Regions from separate parts of the Homo sapiens genome. Here region 2 is linked to region 1. The links are chromatin loops, found by intact Hi-C in ENCODE. Cell type or tissue: heart right ventricle. All regions are shown on one strand.

Region 1 (2,500 bases):
TTAAAAGATGTCGTTCTGTCTGGCATGTCACCGGAGTTTGACATGACTACAGGAGCCTTGTTAGAAGTAATGAGGCAAGATGAGCTCTAGCAGATTCATTCTTCAGAGCACAGCTCAAGCACTGAACCAATATTATTACTGACCATAAATGTTGTTAGGGAGATGTGGAAGGGATGTTAACGCCACTAAGCATTACAATCAAATCTCAATAATGACCATTGAAGCAGGCTAATAAATTATAGATTATGTGTGCAGTGCAAATTCATTCCTTCAGAAACCTTAGCTTCCTAGCTTCAAGAATTTCAAGGGTTTCTTCTGCTGCAAGCACCAGGCTTAAAGCCACACAGAAAAAAAAAAAAAAAAAAAAAAAAGAGCTGGCAATTCTGTTAGAATTCTCTGCGTCCTCCTCTATTAAGTTACCTTCCTTCCTTCCTACTAATGAGATGGAAAAATAGAGTAAAGATGTAGATTTGCTACTATGTTAGAAACTCTGAGTGCTAATGCAACACATCCCTGTTGAATCAGGAGGTGTCTGGAAACCAGACCAGTTTCGGCTATCACTTGCAATGCATTGTGTAACATCAGGCTTCCCAGTCTTGTTTCTCTGGCTCCAGGGCCTGCCAGGCACATTTTGGAAAAAATAAAAAATCCTTGTCATCAAGAAAGAGGATGCCATGTGTGTGCATTTGTTAAAAATAAATCTGCTCTCACCAAAAACCTATCCAGGAAAATCTAAGGAAAACCCTTCAGGAGAAATACTATCCTTTCACCAATGATTTTCATGTTCTGAGGATCTCCCGGGAGCCATAGTTTCTTTAGAAGTGGGGCATGACTTCTGAGGATTTTATGTTTCTTTTAAAAAGTCCATTTTGTTGGATCTGTCTCTTTACCTCAGGGTTTAAGAACTAAGGTCACCCAACCCTTGGATGGGTCATTGACCTCCCTTTACCCAAGTAGCTGCTGCCCCCTGGAGTCAGGCAGAGGAATATCCTGGTACTCCTAGCCTCCATTCCAACCCACTCCACTCCCAGATAAAGAAAATATGCTGGGAAAAAATAATTCCTCAGGCGTTTCTTTGGCCAATATTAGAGGCTTCATATAGTAACGGTCTATAATTTATGTATCTGGTACTACTTACTTTTTATAGGTGAGAAAACTCAGATTCAGAAAGAGGATCTGATTGCCATGAGCCTCGGCAAGCCGGCAGCGTTGCTGGAAGCGTCCTGGGTCCAGGGACAAGCGCCTGAAGTTTAAGCCACAAGACACTGCTTCTAGCTTCGGTGCCTTCAGCCATCAGGATTATGGATTTAGAACAGAATGGGTTTGGAGATCTCCTTTGTTCTATAGCAGCAGTTTCACTGCTTGGGGTCTAGCTTGTTAGTACAAGAGAAGAGGACCCCATAGCTTCTGTTTGGCAAACCTAGAGACTCAATGGTGAAAAGCTCCTAGAACCATTCTCAGATTTTTCTCCAGAGTGAAACCTAAATTTCTTAGGCTCATGTTTCATTCTTTTTGTTTCCACGAGTGCCTCAACAGCCTGGATTCTTTCCCAGGAACCAAGTCATCCGGGCCAGTGATTCTCTACCCGACGTTGTTATCCAAGAGTCCTTGGCAGAGAGAGAGAGAGAGAGAAGAGCGCTCCACACCTCATTAGGCAATTATTGATGGGGAGGGGGATCTTATCCAACTATTCCAGGAGTCATGGGGTATTTATATTAAGAAAATAGGAAAGGAAAAGAACCACCATTCCCAAATTAATTTGATACAAAGTCTCATTGTTTCCTGCTTCCTCCTTTTCAAAATGATTAGTTTAACATAGAAGCATATTGAATGCTTGAATATTAGGATGAGTAATTCATGTCTTAGCATTTTAGAGTTTTATGGAAATCTCTTCTTCTACCACTAAATACTGAATGAACTTATTCATTATTCATAAAAGTTAAATATTTCTCTCTCCTCTCCCCTCCCCTTCCTTCCCATCTTGGCCAAAGTAGACGGGTTGGCAGCAAAAGAGTTCTGGGGAACATGGCATGGATACCATGCACTGAATAGCTCTATCTCAATCCCTTGCTGCCCAAGAGACCAAGCTGTAAGGTGGAAGGCACTGGAAAAGAGCAGACATGAATAGAGGTGACTGAAAATTACTAGTGATAAAGTGCCTAAGTCCTTGTATACCTCTTACGATAATGTTATCAGAAAAGTGCCGGACTACAAGTTAACCTTACTGTTTTAGACCTTTTTGAATATTTTCTAGTAAAAATTAATTTAGTAGGCAAAGAACTGAGACTTAAAAAATCAAAGGCTCTCATCCACTCATTTTGCAAGTATGTAATGGGATTTTGTTATGGATACTTAATTGACATGGCAGTAATGTGAAATATGTATCGCTTTCTCAGCAAGTCATCTTCACATCTCCTAGATGATAGAAAATGAATAGATCTTAATATCTGAATTCTCTGGGGATGGGAAGGAGAGCAGAGTCAACAGGGATTTCAAACTT
Region 2 (2,500 bases), 210 kb before region 1:
AAACAGGGGATCTGGCAGAGGGTTGAGTAGGGGACTGAGGTAGGGTTAAAAGAAGGGGAAAGCCCTTGGCTGGGCAGGGAGTCAGTGAAAGCGGGCTTAGTAACCTCAACAGAAATTCAAAACAACACTTAGAACAATTGTTTTGAGTGCTAGAGTCACATTATAGTTCACAAAGTTTGAACCGTTAGAGACGCTTCCCTCCCTCCCTGGTGGGAAACAAACCGCTCTTTGTGAGTTCCTGTCTAGGAAAATGAATTTGAGTTTCATCTCACCAATTACAAACTGAATGCTACTACTATGTGAAACTAAAGCCTTGACTTTCTTATATTAAACCAGTGTTTCCAAACTCGGCTGCGCGATCACCTGGGGATCTTTAAAAAATACACTGTGTTAATTGGTCTGGTGTGCGATTGGGCTTTAAGAGTTTTAAAACTCCCCAGCGACTCCTCTGTGCAGCCAAGTTTGGGGAAACTGTATTACAGGATTTGGCGAGGTGGCGGGGAATATTTAAAAAAGAAAAAGCACCGTGATCTCCCTTGGTCTTTTGAGGACTAATAATAGAATTAGCTCGCTTTCACCAGGCACACACAGGACAATGGGTTGCTTGATAAATAGGGATCCCCAGCAGGCCCGAACAATACTTTCTTTGAAAAGGCCAGGAGGTAAAAGCCTTTTCTTCCCAAGAGAGCAAACATCCTTCTTCCCGAACACCAAACTTGTACGTCTATTTTTAGAGCAAACGGGCCACAAATGCCACTCAGAACTCGGAGGACTAGTCCAGCCTCAGGAGGAAGCCGCCCCCGCCATCGCCCGCCGCCACTCGCTGGGTTCCCGCGGCGCCTGAGGCCGCGCAAACCCGGAGCGTCGGTCCCCGGAGTCCCCGCCGGCAGCGCCTCAGGAAAGTTACTTAGGGGAAGTTTGCTCCGCTTCCCACCGCGCGCCTCCCCGGGAGAGGGGCGCGGCCCCCGCCACCTGCTAGGCGCCGAGGCTTCCCGACCGCGCCCCCTGCCTGGACCTCCGCCACCTCCGGGGTCGCGCACCCCGCGGGCGTCCGCACGGCCAGGCGGGCTCGTGCGCCCCTCCCCGCGGTCTTTCGGCTGAGGCGGCCCTGCCCCTCCGCCCCCGGCACCAGGACCTCCGCGCGGGCCCGACGCGCCCCACTGGGACCCCCCCCCCCTCGGAAAGCCAGCCCGCGCGGCCAGCGCCTCTCGAGCCCGGGGGACGGATATGGGATCCTCTGGTCCCGTGGGTCCGAGGCCGACCTGCGGCCACCAGCCCGGCCTCTCCTCGCTTCGCTCGGCCCCTCCGGCCGGCCGCAGGGCGCGCGCCCCTGCCCGGGCGGTCCCGCGCTGCGCACGCGCGGAGGCGCCGACCCGCTCGCCCGCGGCGCCCTCACTCACCGCCAGCGCTCCTCCTCGCCTCGGGCGACGCAGCCGTCCGCCGCCTTGCCCTGTGCCCGCTCCTCAGGCCCCGGCCGGGGCACTCGGAGATCCAGCGCCCGGCGGGCTCGGCGGGCACCCGCACGCAGGGCACGCTCTGCGGGAGCGAGCGCGCGTGCCCGGTCACCGGGAGGGAGCGGAGCGGCATGGGAGGTGCTCCCGGAGGCGGCCTTGGATACGGGGCATGCGCAATGTCTGCCCTGTCCTCAAGCAGGAGTGAGGGGTGGGCGGGAACCCGGGCTTGGAGAAGGCGGGGAGGGTGGAGGAGAGCCAGCACTCCCGCATCTCTGAGAGGCCACTTCGTCCTTGTCCCACGAACTGCAGTTTTTCTCTCTGGGTCATTCATCAATGAATGTATTAAGCATTTATTGAACACTTGCACTGGCAGAGTGGATGTGCGGGATACAGGGCATCCTCCGGTAATAGAGGGCCGATTGCATTTGGCTTTGGGGCTCCTTTTTAGGCACTGATGCCAGCCCTCTCTCTAACAGATAAGGAGGGTGCATAAATAGAGGTCTCGTAATACCTAACGACTACACTCTTCAGTGATCTGGGGAAGGAGAGTAGCTGCTGGTTGGGTTGATCATGGAAACTTCGTTGAGAAGCGAAAAAGAGGAAAGGTGAACACGAAGGCATAAGTGGCAAAAAAAAAAAAAAAAATCAAACAGCATATGAATCCATGCATCCTGTCGGGGACAAGTTTAATCTGAGTGTATTGTTCTTAGTGAAAGATGAAAACGGCGGCCGGAAAGGTAGTTGAAGCTCATCTGGAAATAATCTTTAATGCTTAGCACGACTTCAGCTTTATTCCGTGGATAATTGAGAGGCACGGAAGAAGGGGAGAAGGGGAGCCCGGTGGTGGCTTGATAAAATGCAGAATTTAGGAATATAAAGTGAAAACTAGAGACATGAAATGCTGTAATATATGTTCTAGGTAAGAAGTAGTAGGGTCCTAAGTTCAAGGGTTGGTATCAGGAATGGAAAGGATCAAAAAGTTTCCAGAGACTGTGAAGGACAGAATGACTCCCTTACTTATGTCACTGCCTCTTGGGTAGAGAGAT

The links. Peaks named below come from ENCODE experiments on the same cell type or tissue, not always from the same donor. Only the 100,000 strongest peaks of a DNase experiment are listed, where the experiment ranks them.
Region 2: a loop joins it to region 1, with 2.6 times the contacts of the local background. A loop is called at or near these places in 13 of 110 quality-filtered maps.

The regions. Positions count from the first base shown.
Region 1 is chr20:11,675,197-11,677,696 of GRCh38, reverse strand. No RefSeq gene overlaps it. Among named protein-coding and RNA genes, the nearest start is that of LINC00687, 190 kb to the left of the region's middle. In heart right ventricle, CTCF peaks have their summits at 769 and 969 (motif pointing left); no DNase peak of the experiment used is centred here; H3K27ac peaks cover 666 bases.
Region 2 is chr20:11,889,855-11,892,354 of GRCh38, reverse strand. It overlaps a transcript of BTBD3 not described here. Among named protein-coding and RNA genes, the nearest start is that of LINC00687, 20 kb to the right of the region's middle. RefSeq lists a silencer at 1,413-1,612. In heart right ventricle, CTCF peaks have their summits at 841 and 1,040; DNase peaks (open chromatin) are centred at 564, 934 and 1,604; H3K4me3 peaks cover 2,262 bases; H3K27ac peaks cover 1,921 bases.